2 separate regions of the Mus musculus genome follow, and region 1 is linked to region 2. A link is a loop called in an ENCODE intact Hi-C map of the cell type or tissue named here. Cell type or tissue: left cerebral cortex. All regions are shown on one strand.

The links. Hi-C counts contacts between places; a loop is a spot of excess contacts. Peaks named below come from ENCODE experiments on the same cell type or tissue, not always from the same donor. Only the 100,000 strongest peaks of a DNase experiment are listed, where the experiment ranks them.
Region 1: it touches region 2 in a loop (3-fold over the local background); 13 of 42 quality-filtered maps call a loop at or near these places.

Annotation. Positions count from the first base shown.
Region 1 is chr10:25,235,991-25,243,990 of GRCm38, reverse strand. It overlaps Akap7 (A kinase (PRKA) anchor protein 7), which reads left to right. Exons shown (of 8, transcript NM_001379238.1): 6 at 4,253-4,365. Among named protein-coding and RNA genes, the nearest start is that of Gm25016, 26 kb to the left of the region's middle. In left cerebral cortex, a CTCF peak has its summit at 4,610 (motif pointing right); a DNase peak (open chromatin) is centred at 4,642.
Region 2 is chr10:24,957,857-24,965,856 of GRCm38, reverse strand. Gm36228 (a long non-coding RNA gene) reads left to right here and starts at 5,917. Exons shown (of 5, transcript XR_871528.3): 1 at 5,917-6,324. In left cerebral cortex, a CTCF peak has its summit at 4,592 (motif pointing left); DNase peaks (open chromatin) are centred at 3,737 and 4,510.

The sequences.
Region 1 (8,000 bases), 280 kb before region 2:
AACCTCTGGAAGAGCAGTCAGTGCTCTTAACTGCTGAGCCATCTCTCCAGCTCTAGGCAAACATTTCAAGACCCACACATAGGTAAGGACTTTCTGAAAATGGCTGCAAAGGCACAGAGCACAGTCCCAGATTGACACGTGGAGCTGAGTGACAAAGAAGCCATGAGCCGAGGGAGAGATTGCAAGGGCAGGCCAGGAACAAAGGAGAATAACTGTATGTAGTAGGCATCCTATAGAATGTTCAGGCCTTGCTCGATGAAATGCTACCACTCAGCATTCAAAGTCAGATGAGTTACCCTCCTCCATTACTACATAAAACTGGCCAAGAGTTTTGGTCATTATCTCTCTATCTTAAATTGGATTTCTAAACTATGCTCCATAGGAATGTGTCTGAGAATTTGATTTTGGAAAGCACTGTCACCTTGAGACTGGTTGGCTATTCCACGTATGCTTTAAAGATTGACTTGCCTACCCTAAAATTAGAAAATAGAAAAGGGAGGTTGTAGGGGGTCATGGTGGGCTTGGCTGAGCTGCCTTGAGAGGCCTGCATCGTAGGCTGCATCACAGGCTGCTCAGGTTAGAGTCCATGGCTCCTGGTGCACAATGTACCTTTCAGTTCCTGAGAGACCTGATGTCCTTCCTTGGGCAGTGAAGTGTCGGGGCCTCTTTGTGTTTCTCTGTTCCCGTAGTCATCAAGGAAGCATGGACGCTTGACAGAACAAATGGTGTCAGACATCAATCTTGTGTATCCCATATAGCTTGTATCCTGGAAACTACGACTGTGTTGATCCTGGCAGTTGCCATTATATTCTGTTTCTGACCAGGGCATAAAAATATTGTTCTCGGTAAAACTGCCACAGCTTCAGTTTTGCTGTTACCCCTCCAACTTGGAACCCTTGGTTCCTTGTGGCCATATCAGGCGACACTGGCCGGGTAAGTAAGCATGGGAGCTTACAGACAGAATTTATTTAGGCTTCTGGTTCCAGAGGGATACAAGTCCTTCGTGGCAGGAAGAACTGGCAGCAGACAGTGTGAGCAGACTGAGAGCTCACCTCCTCCATGGCAAATGAGTCCCGTAAACAGGGAACCGGAGAGTGCCAAGTCTCTAGACTCTCAAAGCCCACCTCCAGCAGCATGCTTTCTCCATGGAGGCCGTATCTTCTGAGCTGCCCCAAACCGTGCCAGCAGCTGAGGACTAACTGTTGAAATCGATGAGCCCACGTGGGAAATTCTCGTTCAAGGCACTGCAGCTATAGAACCTGTGTGGTTGGAAATCGAAAAGGAGGGTTGTGTGTGGAAACGAAGGACCATGCTGAGAGAAGGAGGAAGGCGGGGAAGGGAAATGGTGGGAAACACGGGTAACGGATAGGAAATGTCGTAATGAAGCCATTACCATTATTTTCACATAATCAAATTGGAAACTTTATTCCCTGTACATTTTATTCCTCTATAGTTGTTCTCTAGCTGGGAGACACCATCAAATAATGTTCCCCTGTGTTTTGTCTTTTTTAAAATTAGAGCCCTGGCCATAAAGCTTGGCTATGCTCCCCTAAATTGGCTTGCATTAAGAGGAAAACACATTATGTGTGTATGTCTGCATCATGTGCATACCTATAGATACATATGCACGTGCTTAAGGGTATGTGTATAAAAATGAACGTATTTACAGTTTTTCCTCAAAGCTGTAGTTAGAAAAATCTTTGTCTGATCTGCTTCCTCATAACAGTGTTATAAAATATTGAAAATACAAAAGAAAAGCTAGGTAGTGTACTCTGTGTCAGTATATCAGCCGAGGGACGACTGAGAGGTAGTTCTTCCCTGGAAAGGAGTTGTTTTCCTGATGCTTTGGCTATTGGTGTGGGCTGCTTTTATTCTTACTGTGGTATTTCTGTCAGGGACCCTAATTCCTAGAGTCCCAATTACGGTGTTGTTGTATAAACAGCATCAGAGTTTGAGGAAATATTAAGAGATAAGAAAGGGAAACAAGGTTTGCAAAAATGAGTATGCAGTTAGAAATATAGGATTCTGTTAAAATCAGCTTAATAGTTTACTTTGAAACAATGTTTAGTGACTTCTTTATTTTTAAGTATAAATTTACTGCTGCCACACTTTTAAAGAATTCATTTTAGTAAGATGTATATAAATATGTAAAATCTAAAACAAAAAGATAAAGCTGTTTTTGTTAGGTTCATTGAAGTGTTGCTTATTAAATTGTTTCAGTGTTCAGCATGGACTTCTAGTATTATAAAAATGTATTTACACATTTGATTACGTGTGTGTGTGTGTGTGTGTAAGACAACCCATAGGAGGCTTTTTCACCATATGAATCTCAGGGTTTGAACTCCAGTTGTCTATGTTGGGCACAAATGCTTTCAGGTTCACTGAGACATCTTGCTGCCCCATAAAACACATTTCAATGAGTTGTTCTTTAGGCAACTCTTTTCCTTCTCATCTGAGCGATAAATCATATTATTTAGGAAGCACAGCACATTGTCATTTGAAGGGTGCCCGATGTATTTGTTGTGTGATTTTCGATTTAGTGTGCGAAGGAATTTCTGTCTTTCTAGGAAGAATTGACAGCCTCTTTAATTATTCATGAGCTTCCCTCCAGAATAAGATTGAGTGCAGATGAAAAAATCCACATAATTTTTACATTAGGGGAGATTTTTTATCTCGAAAGCAACACATGTATAATGACCATCCAGTACCCAGGCTAAGCAATAGATTATCCTTCTACTAAACAAAGTCATTAAGAAATACCTCTCAGAAGGAGAACATTTCCTTCCTCACTTCTTTTTTTTTTTATATATTTTTATTAGGTATTTTCCTCATTTACATTTCCAATGCTATCCCAAAAGTCTCCCATACCCTCCCCCTACTCCCCTACCCACCCACTCCCACTTTTTGGCCCTGGCATTCCCCTGTACTGGGGCATATAAAGTTTGCAAGTCCAATGGGCCTCTCTTTCCAGTGATGGCCGAATAGGCAATCTTTTGATACATATGCAGCTAGAGTCCAGAGCTCCTGGGTACTGGTTAGTTCATAATGTTGTTCCACCTATAGGGTTGCAGATCCCTTTAGCTCGTTGGGTATTTTCTCTAGCTCCTCCATTGGGAGCCCTGTGATCCATCCAATAGCTGACTGTGAGCATCCGCTGCTGTTTTTGCTAGGCCCCGGCAGAGTCTCACAAGAGACAGCTATATCTGGGTCCTTTCAGCAAAATCTTGCTAGTGTATGCAATGGTGTCAGTGTTTGGAAGCTGATTATCGGATGGATCCCTGGATATGGCAGTCTCTAGATGGTCCATCCTTTCGTCACAGCTCCAAACTTTGTCTCTGTAACTCCTTCCATGGGTGTTTTGTTCCCAATTCTAAGAAGGGGCAAAGTGTCCACACTTTGGTCTTTGTTCTTCTTGAGTTTCATGCATTTATCAAATTGTATCTTATATCTTGGGTATCCTAGGTTTTGGGCTAATATCCACTTATCAGTGAGTACATATTGTGTGAGTTCCTTTGTGATTGGGTTACCTCACTCAGGATGATGCCCTCCAGGTCCATCCATTTGCCTAGGAATTTCATAAATTCATTCTTTTTAATAGCTGAGTAGTACCCCATTGTGTAAATGTACCACATTTTCTGTATCCATTCCTCTGTTGAGGGGCATCTGGGTTCTTTCCAGCTTCTGGCTATTATAAATAAGGCTGCTATGAACATAGTGGAGCATGTGTCCTTCTTACTGGTTGGGACATCTTCTGGATATATGCCCAGGAGAGGTATTGCGGGATCCTCTGGTAGTACTATGTCCAGTTTTCTGAGGAACCGCCAGACTGATTTCCAGAGTGGTTGTACAAGCTTGCAATCCCACCAACAATGGAGGAGTGTTCCTCTTTCTCCACAGAGGATGATTATTTTTAATTGAATATTTTTATGCAATAAATTCTGATTATGTTTTCCCCTCCTCATCTTCTCCCAGATCCTCCCCACCTTTCTCTCTCTCATTAGGAAACACACAGGCAAATAAAACAAGATAACCAGAATAAAACAAAACGAATACAAAAAAGCATGAGAAACACACACACACACACACACACACACACACACACACACACACACAAAACCCATAAAATGCAAATTGGAAACCATAATATGATCTTCCTTATAATACAGTTAGTCATCTCTTGAATCAACCTCTTAATAACTAAAGATAACTGTGTGTTACAGTAGCACTTTTGTGTTCTTTTTATCTTCTTCAGAGACTGCGAAAAGAACATTTCGGGAAAAAGGCATCCTAGCTGGAGAAAGCAGAACTTTTAAGCCCCACCTGACCTTTATGAAGCTGTCCAAAGCACCGATGCTCAGGAAGAAGGTGGGTGCTCGTATGTAACGCTGGCCTTGGTTTGCAGGGCACAGCAGGCTGCAGCGTAGTTAGGGGTGTAAATGATAGTTTGTATTTTTTGGCGCCCTAACCTTCTTGTTCCTGGGACCCTTGGTCAATTCAGTTCTAACCCAAGGGTGTCGGAGATCTCAGTGTTTCTAGGAAGCTGTTAGAGCTTGTTTGCTGCGTGGTTGTTAGGTGCACAGCGACACCTCTGATTGCTGTGGCTTCTTTTGCGACTCCTCCCAGGAGAAACCTCTAGATGGTGCCAGAGGTCACTCGTGCCACCTTGGTTAGGTCTTCTGCCTCCTTCAGCTCTAGGGGCTTTTCCCCATGCTAGCTGGCCTTTATTCACCTGCTGCTCACTGCAGTCTGCGGTTCAAGCCCAAGCTGAGGAAGACAGTCTCGCGCTTTAGCCCAGGGGTTTCTTACTCAATTTAACTCACCAGCTGACTTCTGTTATAGCAGAATTTCTGAGATGAGCGTACAGATCAGTGTCCACTCCCAGCCCCGCGTTCTCCTCTGCCCTTGTTAAGGCTTGTTTGCAGCTTTATGAAGAAGGTCATGCTTATTAGTAAGTAGCAACCTCTCCCCGCCCCCGCCCCGCCCCGCCCCGCCCAATTTAGCATGTTCTGTTCTCAGAACTGTTTTTTTTTTTTGTTCTTTAAGCATGGGTTTGAGTGATCTATCCTGTGCTTATGTGCTGTCTACAAACTGTTGTTAAAGACGCCCTCAAAAAGATATCTTGCCTATTGTTGATAGTTATGTGAACAATTGATTAACGTGACCATGAGGCATGATTACAAAAATTCATTTGGTAAAATGACTATGTAAGTACTAGTCTTTGCAGCCCTGAGTGGCAGCCCGCAGAGCCTATAGACTGTTTGCTTCTCACTCACTATCTTTCTTGTTTTGCTGTCAATGGATCGTCGTCTTCCAAGTGGTTTCCCACTTAACCCCAGAGTGAAAACTCGGTTGTGAAGGTAATTCCCCTATTATAAATGCTGCTTTGTCTTTACGATATCAACTTGCAATGGGAGCACCCAGCGACGTTCACCAAATGGATGTTTAATTGCCCAGGTTCTGGATTTCAGCCTTTCAGACTGTCTGCATGTGGTTTCTTGGCAGTTAGCTGCGTAGAATCGACTCCCTCGTCTCCCCCAGAGGGAAGGGATGTGGCACTCAGGTTTAAATGCTTTAAGCGAGGTTGCGTCCTCGAGTTCTAATTCCTGTCTCTGTGTCTATTTTCAGTCTCATGTTCTTCCCTCTCACCGGCCAACTGCAGGTCACCCAAGTTCATTTATAAATATGGGGAGCATCTATTAGAAGCCATGATTTGGTAGCGATTACGTGCTGGGGACGGTTGCTTTGACCTAGGCTGGTAATCAAGATGGAAGGTTTCTGCTCGAATGATGTATGAACTTGAAACCAGGTTGCATTCTGTTTAGATTAGAAGGCTGAATCTACGGAGAACAAATTACCGCATCCTCTCTGTTCTCCATGGAGGAGATGCAACAAGGCCCCCAGTAAGTGCCTGACAGCACAGCCACCACTCATCACTGTATGTGTTCTCATCCCCACATGTGTGCTTACTCACTCAGAGGGGTTTATCTTCGATACATCAAATGCCAGCATCAGCCCTGTGCACTTTGGGGCCTTTATTATGTAAATGTAAGAATTACTTAAATTCTGTGATGCCGAGACAACCGGTCTGATCTCAGATGTGGTGACCGAGTGGCTACGGGGAGCTCCCTGTAGTTAGTGTGACTCTGTTGGTAAAGGGTTGATTCCCATCCTGGGTGGGGCCGGGTAGCAGAGGGTCTCATGCTGCTCAGAAAGGTGCATAATTCAAGACTGGTACGTTCTCTCTCTCTGGAATATCTTTCACTGGGTTCTAGTGCCCACTGTCAGCCTCCTTTTATGATGAGGCCTCCTTAAGTTGCCCAGGCTGGCCTTCAATTCTTGGTCCTCCTCCTCCTTCTCCTTCTCCTCCTCCTTCTCCTCCTCTGTCTCCCAGAATTGTGGGTGTGTATCACCAGGGAAGCTATTTCTCAAATTTTCTATTCAATACTTTTAAAGTGTGGTTGATCACAGAGAACTGAAAGTTTACATAAAGGTGCTGTTGTGGAGAGCCCTGGGGCTAATTATATCTGATGTTAATTCTGTTCTCCTGTGAGTGGTTGTGAACATGGAATTCTTCAGCCCTCAGGTGATTTCCTGTAAACCTGCTTAATTTGTAAAATAAAGGAAAGCTGAGGATTGGGCAGATAAAAGGGAAGTTGGAGTGGAAGGTGAGGAGAGAGAAGGAGAAAATGGAAGAGGGAGAGGATGCAGAGGAGGAGGAAGAAGAAGAAAAGCTGAGCAGAAGCACATGGCCTGGAGAAACCGCAATTTCTAAAGGGTCTCATAGATGTGGAAGATGATAGTGTAGTGGTAGATCTCTCTAATCTAGGCACACAGCATGTAATCATATTAACTGAGTTGTGTTTTCATTGCCAGGGCATATGTGGGTTGGAGAGTTACCACAACAAGGTGGGGCTTCTGACTGCCTGTTTAGATCCTTCCGCCTTCCGCCTTCCGCCTTCCCCCTTCCGCCTTCCACCCCTCCAGGTGCCTGGCCTGCTGCTTTCCATTGGACACCTCCTCCTGGGCAGTAACGTATCACCGTGTCAGCAGTTCTTTGCTGTCATCTTAGAGAACTAATTTTTGATGTAGAATCTGAGGTCTAGTGCTCTCAGGATAGCCTAGACTGACCTTTAGAACAGTGGAGTGCCTCTAGTGCCTCTAGTGCCAGTCACAGTATTTGAGACCAACATTTGTTAAATCAGTTCTTGGTACAGGGACAGCAAGGATTATAAATAGTGGCTTGTAGAGTTGGAACAGCTCTTTAAGTTGTCAACCATGTATCCAGCATTGAAAAACATTGCAAAAAGGTATATTACTGAGGCTGGAGAGACGGCCCAGCAGTTGGGAGCATTTGTTGCTCTTGCAGAGGACTCGGGTCCAGTCCCTAGCACACATGGTGGCTCACAACATCTGAAACTCCAGGTCCAGGAGATCTGCTGTCCTCCTCTGAACCTCCAGAGACTCCAGGCATACACTTGGTGCACACCTGTACTCGAAGATAGAACACTCACAGATGTAAGATGAAATATAAATGTGTATTCTTTAACCAAGATGCCTTTGTTGCTGATATTATCATAAATAATCTTAATAAGGAAGTTCTTTGTGCATGAAGATGTCCATGCAAGCATTAGCAGTGCTAGAGAACGGTTAGGAATGATGACTATGGTAGAGGGACATTTAAGTGAGCCATGTAAAGTATACCAGTGATTTCAGCATGTGTATATAAGGACCCTATAACAGTATAAGGAAGTAAATGAAATTTAGAATGCACCGTCACCAGAGATCTGTCATGAAGTTTGGGAGGTTGCTTTGCATAACATTTACTGTGTCTGTTAATGTCTTTCAGAGGTGAAGAGCGACTTCCCAGTGCTCTCTTAGCCAGTGGTCTTTCTGATGGCGACCTCAGTATCCCTAGATTCATGAACTCCCCTCGGCATATCAAAGATTCTTACTTGGCTAATATTTGCTGGGTTCCAATGGAAGATGGCCCTGGTGACTGA
Region 2 (8,000 bases):
TACTATAACCTGGATGTGGATGGGGATAGCTTTAAATCAAGACTTGGTGCTCAGTGGAACATGTAGTCACTGTCCTAAGAGATGGAAATGATTGAGCTAGTAATTACCGTCTCTGATGGTATCAGAACAGTTCGTTCTGTTGTGGTTTTTGGATCTTTGCAGGTTCCAAGTGTGAACTAAATTAGCAACATACAGAAGAACCTTGTGCAGTGCTTGGGGCCCTATAAGGTTCAGTAATATTTGTTTTGTTTAAAAGGAAAAACGAAAGGGTCAGAAGGGGGTTTCTGAAGCAGAGATTTTTTGCTACTGCAGTAGTTCTCAAGCCCGCTGTGCTCTGCAAACCCAATATTACCTCCAATCTGCTATATTGTGATGGAAATTGCACAGCAGAAGGCAGATCTGGACGGCAAAGATATGGGAAATTATTTAACACAGCAAGAGGAGCCCCTGTCGACGGTAGCATCCCTCCTGGTTGTGTCAGCAATCTTTCTCATCAGGAACGCTTTCTACAAGCTTTGCAAAGGCTCAAGGCTGAGTTAGGCACAAAGGTTAGCAGAGGTGTGCTTGCCCAGTGCTCACAAGGCCTGGATTGGATCCCAGAGGACAGTATCGTGGTGTCCAGAGAGAGAGTGAATAGGAAGTGGGGACTTGACTTGTGAATCAGCACAGTACGGAAACAAAGGTGACCAGTCCTGCACTTGATGAAGCTCCTGCTTTTGGCACCTTGTAGATGAAGCAGAATTTTCTGCAGAATTTTAAGTTCAGAGGACTACAAACTGGTTTATCAGCTCTATTTAGGAAGCTCTGAGAAAGGAGATAGTTAAAAAATAATGACTGTGAGTTGTTCCTTGCTGTTTAGAATTCTGCTTTTAATTAACAAAGAATACACTATAAAATCTGTTCTGGGAAGCTGGAGAGATGGCTCAGCGGGTAAGAGCACTGACTGCTCTTCTGAAGGTCCTGAGTTCAAATCCCAGCAACCACATGGTGGCGTACAACCATCTCTAACAAGATCTGACTCCCTCTTCTGGAGTGTCTGAAGACAGCTATAGTGTACTTACATATAATTAATAAATAAATAAATAAATAAATAAATAAATCTTAAAAAAAAAAAAGATCCGTTCTGAGAAAATAATATTATTGAATTTGGCCGGGCGGTGGTGGTGCATGCCTTTAATCTCAGCACTTGGGAGGCAGAGGCAGGCGGATTTCTGAGTTCAAGGCCATATATATATATATATATATATATATATATATATACATATATATAATTGGATTTGATTGCTTGCAGAAGTGTTAAAGACACATAGTTTCAAAATGGACAGAAAATAGTTTTTCTGTAGTCAAATTCATATTTTCCAAACAGTCATAATATGTAGTTTGAGAGCAGCCTTAAGATTTATTTATGTATTTTACGTATATGGGTACTTTGTATGTACATCTGCACACCAGAAGATAGTGTCAGACAGTTAAGTGCTGACTTGTGGATTCCCAGAGTTGAACTCAAGACCTTTGGAGGAGCAATTTGTGCTCTTAACCACTGAGCCATCTCTCCAGACCCCCAAATACACCTTAAATACAGGGTTGCTCTATTAGGACTCTGTGTGGTCCACTTTTCTGAACAGTATTGTTAGCTAAATGTATGGAACCTCTAATGATCACATAAAAATAAATCAAACAAACAAAAAAACAAAAAGAGGTGGAGATTCTCTGGATAGCTTATTAAAAACTGCTTCTGCAGCTACAGAGCACTGGCTGCTCCTTCAGAGGATGATTCCCGGTGCTTTCATTCAGCTTACAACTGTAGCTCCAGTTCCAGAGGCTCCAATGCTCTCTTCTGGCCTTCAAGGGCACTAGGCATGCAAGCGGTACACAGACGTCCATACAGCAAAACACCTCTACACAGACACATACACACAACAAGACAATTCTGCCTAATACGACAAGTTACAGTACGATATTGCACCCTCCGCAGAGCTGAAATGAACACAAGAAAATGAGTATGGCTTTGAACACCCTACGAACGCTAAGTGCACGCTGCATTTAACTGTTCTACATGGCTCTCGCAGAGCAGCCCCCAAGGGTTGGTGAGAATAACTGTAGGGCATGAGTGGGGTGGTCCAGGGAGGCACCAAGAGGAGATGAGTGAAAGCAACAAATCATCCAACAGGACGGGCAGCCGACATTTCAATAAACCAATTAAAACAGAATGTAAGGAGGCTGAGAGAGGCCAAAAGCAAGACAGCCTGAAAACACAGCGGATATTATTATTTGATCTGTGTAAAGTGCAAACATTATCTGATTTAAAATGGCAATTTCCACATACCAAGTAGGAATATTAGTCCTACTTTAGAGGTAAGAAAATTAGGCTTCAGGGTTTGGGATTTAGACCCAAATCCACCTAGTCCAGCATCCACACAGTGTAATGAAAAAGAGTTAGTAAAGAAAAAAAAATACAAAAATCCTGGTTATTGCGCTGGAAAGATAGCTCATTGGTTAGAGGCTCTTGCTGCTAAACCTGATGACCTGAGTTCAGTCTCCAGGAACTGCATGGAGGAAAGACAGAGAGAACTGACCCCCACAACCTTCTACCTGATATCTACATGCATGCTGTGGCATGCACATACACCACACATAAACACATGCACACATCACACCATACACGCATACCATACCATAAACATATATACATCACAACACACACAGACACCACATCAGACAGACAGACAGACAGACACATACCCCACCATACACACACAGAGCACACATACCACACCACAGCATACCACACCATACACACATACAATACACAAAGTGCGCATATACAACACATCATACCATACACACACTACAAATACCACATGCACACCACACCACACACACACACACATACACACACACACACACACTATCCCTCACATATCGTACCATATACACACCACCCCTCATATACCACACACACACACACACATACACATACATACCACCTCATGCACACACATACATATCATACCAGACAAACATACACACACCATATCATGAACACACATACACACCACACTACACACACATATACAAACATACACCACACCACACACACCACACTACACACACATATACAAACATACACCACATCACACATACAACATACCCACACACATACCACACCATACAGACACACCACCATACAAACACATAGCCCACATCATGCACACACATACACACCACACCACACACACCACACTATACACACACATACACCACAACACACATACAACATACCCACACACATACCACACCATATACACACACACCACATCATGTACACACATACACATCACACTATACAAAGATACACACACACCACATCATGTGTACACATATACACCACACCATACAAACACACACACACACACCACTATACACACATTTAGAATTTAAAAAATAAAAAATAAATTCATCATCCAGTGGACGACTTGACTACAGTAGTGGATTTATCACTGTGGCCCAGTTTCCTCTTGGGCTTTATTTACAGCTTAAGAATTTCTTTCTCTACATAAACACAAATCTTTGTATTGTAAATGCTTAAACTAGGCAAATTTGGAATGATACATGGATGTTTCCATACATTTGTTCATATTCCTAAAACTTTTGCTGGTTTCTTCTTCCTCAAAGCACCTATAAATATCTCTGCAGGAAGAAGTGTTAAGAGCAAGCCTTCCAAGATGCTGTGTGCACTCCGCATAATTCTCGTCCAGATTTAAACTGATTCACCATGGAGATGAATAACCTTTTTAAGGGCATGCTGCACCACTGGTAAAGTTTACTTAATTTATTTTGACAGCTGCCTCTAATTGCTTAATAGCACACATTATATGGATAGTAAAAGGCTTAATAACTTAAGATCTCATTGCTATTTCAGATGGAGTGATAGGCATGTATTTGCCAGGCATGTGTGTGTTTATGTGCATGTAGTGTGTAGTGTAGTATGTGTGTGTGATGACCTCTGGCCTCCACTTGCATGTATACACACAAGCACATGCATATATGCAAACATGCACAAACCCATACAAAATAAACTCTAAATAAACTATAATTCTCTCTCTCTCTCTCTCTCTCTCTCTCTCTCTCTCTCTCTCTCTCTCTCTCTCTCTCTCTCTCTCTCTCTCTCACACACACACACACACACACACACACACACACACACAATTGTTCTAGGACTCGCTAGAGAATCCTCACCAAGCCCAGGCACATCTGTGAAGATGAAGGCCACATTGGTGTGATTGGTGTTTCTATACATTAAGGAGCCAGAAAGTCACTGGCCCACCCTCAGAGGCTGGAGAAGTGTTGGAGTCCCACAACCTGTGAGGGAAACGCCTTTGCTTCTAAATCACTTGTGTGTTGGGGATTTATTCAAAGACACTGCAGTTCTCAGATGTGAACATACTGAGTTATATGAGGAATGTCTTCAGCAAGTAAATATTTCCAATTCTCAGCTGTGAAACAAACAATGACTCAAAGGTAGTGTAGGCTAATGTTAATTTGTGTGCATGGGTCTTTTTGTGGGGCTGTCTTATTATTATATGTTAATCTAGCGCCCTCTTGTGCAGTACATTTTAATAACAAAGTTTGAAGATGTATATACTGTGTTTCCATATCCAGGTACTAGAGGGACATAATCATTAGATAATATTACTTTATCTTCTTTTTTATTATCAACATTGTTCAAACAAAAAGACAAAAGACTGAAGATCACCTGCTGTGAGTTGAGGTGAGAGCAAAGGCCACTTTTCAGAATCAAGACAATTCTCTCTTCAAAAGAAAATATTTCATTCTTGATAAGATGATACAATGACAACAGTCCCCCTTCCCTTTCTTCCCACCAACACCTCCCATATGCCCCACCTCACCACTGCATCAGGCAGAGACCATCACAGAAAACCACTACCAATCAAAGGGCAAAGTTGTGGAGCCCAGTCCTAAGGGATAGATCAAGACATTTCTTAAGGAAATCTAACTCACTCTCAAGAGAAATAGGGAAAGTATTTTTGTAGTGCAATATAATGAATGAGTTTTGGCGGATTCTTGGAATTTTAGGGCAAAAGAAAAATGTGTTGCTCCAGTGAGAGGCAAGAAATGGTTGCACTCCTGGCTCCCTGTGTGCATGGAGGCCAGCTACATTGTGCTTGTGCGAGCATGGCCAGCACCAGCTACATTGTATTGTTAGCTCTTCTTGGGAGTAGAGCACCCAACCTGTGTTTCAATTTCAGGAAATGTGATAAGCTAGCAGGAGTGAGCCCCATATGCAACACCATCCTCTGGGTAGTGACTTCCAGAGGTCACAGCTTCAGGCTTTTCTCTCCATCACTGACACGGCTTGAGTACATTGAAGTCCTGCTGTGCTCCCAGGAACTCGAGAGTGCAATCCTCCATTTTGTTTTGTTTTGAGACGAGGTCTTACTATCTAACTAATCCAAGATACCTTAAACTCTTTTCATCCTGCCTTAGCATCCTAGAATCGCAGGCCACCGCAGCCTGCAGAATGTGGCCTTAACTGGAGACAGGGTCTTTATGGGTGTAGTTAAGTTAAAATGAGGTAATTTGGATGGGCTTCAATCCAGTACTGTTTCTAGAAGGGGGGTGGGGTGGGAAGAGAGCTGAGCTGAGCGTGGCCAAGCATGCCTGCAACCCCAGAGATTGTAGGTGGAAACAGAAAGATGGAGAGTTCAGAGTCACCTGCATGATAGGAAATTCTGTCCCCTCAAATAGGGTAGGGAGATGTGATAGCTGTCCTTGGTTGTCAGCTTAACGAAACTGGGCAGACTTGTGAGGGGTTTTTCTTGATTGGGTCATTTGAGTGTAGAAGATCCACCTTCACCCTGGGCCACACCTTCTGCTGGCAGCCTGTCACACGGGGCATGGTAGAAGGAAGGAAGATTCTGCTCTTTGTCTGCTTTCCCTCCCTCTCACTGGCAAGTTCATTTCTTCACTGCTATGAGGGCCTACTTCTTTGCAATTCCAACATGCACTGAAGAGCACCTGAGACATCCAGCCTTGTGGATTACTGGGTTCTTGGACTTCCCCTTTGTGGGCAGCCACTGTTGGACCAGCTGGACCACAGTCTGAAAGCCGCTCTAATAAGTCACAGGTGCGCATGCGCGCGCCAAAAGTTGCTTCTCTAGAGAACCCTGACTGGATGGCTGGTACAGGGGCATCTGTGATTGGTGTGATTGATGCTTCTATAAACTAAGGAGCCCCCCCAAATCATTGGCACAGCCCAGAAGCTGAGAAGAAGCATTGAATGGTCTCCACAACCTGCAGAAGGTAGAGTTTCTGCCAAGTCTAGTGATTTTTTTTTTTTTTTTTTTTTTTTTTTTGCCTGCAAAACTGTGAGAAGGTGCCTTTCTGCTCTTCCGAGTTTCTCAGTGTGTGACACTAAAGAGGGAAATGGAAATAATGAAGTGTTATTATGAAGGATTTACCAATAAGCTCACTTAAAAAATGCTAAGTTACACAAAAGTACAATTCAGCTGCGGGAGCTTTGTCTCTGTTGGGCTTGGGCGGCTTAAAGAACCCAAACCTGGCTGACAGCCACTAATCAAGCCCTCCCTTATCAGGGAGAGCTTACATTTTGCCAGGCGACTAGGGTGACCCTGGCCGACAGCTGCCCTGGGAAAGGCAGCCGAGGTCAGTCTCTGAGATAATTTCTGCATCATTAATCTCCCCGTTTGTCTAAACAACCGAGCCATGGAATTACTGTCTCCGTAAATCATGTTTAATTGCTCAAAGTGTAACTTGGGACTGCAAAGCTACGTTAAGTTGACAGGGATTTCTGTTCAGGTGGGTTCTCTTCCACACAGAAGCCTGAGCTAGTGGCGGCTATTATTGAAGAGTTTTTTTCCTTTATTTATCTCTAAGTGCTTGGAGTGATTTCTCACTGGGGAGGCATAATAACACTCCAACAGCACTTAGTTAAACAAACACATCACTCTGTCATCCGTGGCACAGTGTTTCCTCACGGCTAGGTAGAACAACAGTTTAGGGTGATCAAAGGACAGTCCCCAAAGACACCCATATGGAAATACTGGGGTGTTTTTGAGAATGGCAGAGTTTTTCTTCGATCTCGGTGCGCTTTGCTTGTGGAACTAGGGTTCCAGAAAAATTGACAATGCCGAAAGCTATCCCAAGCTTGCGGATCTCAGAAGGAGAGCGATCAGAGGGGATGGGAGAGGACAGAAGGTGGAGAAGTAAGATACCAGTGAGCAGCTGATCTGGGGGCTCCTTCAAGGACTTGTGGTAGAAACTAGACAGAGGCTCGGGAAAGGAGGTGAGCTGGTCGGTCCAGTTGGCCCAACCACAAGGTGTCCAGGTGCCCTGCTCAGTTTCAGTCACGTAGTCATCCGCAGCCTCGGGCAGAGGTGCTCATTTAGGACTTGACAGAGAAACTGGAACCAAAACTCTGCCCTGACATTCTTGGCCTCCAGCAAGGACGTTCTCAGTTGGAACTATTGCTCTGGGATCCCTGCCCTACCTGACTAGTTTCTATCTCAACCACTCATCTATATGAAAGCTTTCCAATACACTGTAAAGAATACAGTGTTCTATTATAAAAAATAACTCACTGGAAAAATATTTTTCTAATTATGTCCTAGATATCTAAAATTTGCATGTGTCATACATTGTTTTAAAGGAAACTTTAGTTATTATTACATTTCACCATTAATATTTTGGTTATTTCTTTTTAAGATGAAAGCATTTTTTCCTTGTGAAACTAAAGCAGTATTTCCCCTAATTTTCTTTCTTTTTTGTTTTTTTGTTTTTTTCGAGACAAGGTTTCTCTGTATAGCCCTGGCTGTCCTGGAACTCACTTTGTAAACCAGGCTGGCCTTGAACTCAGAAATCTACCTGCCTCTGCCTCCCAAGTGCTGGGATTAAAGGCGTGTGCCACCATGCCCGGCTTCCCCTAATTTTCTAAAGGGGTTAAGTATAATAATAAACCA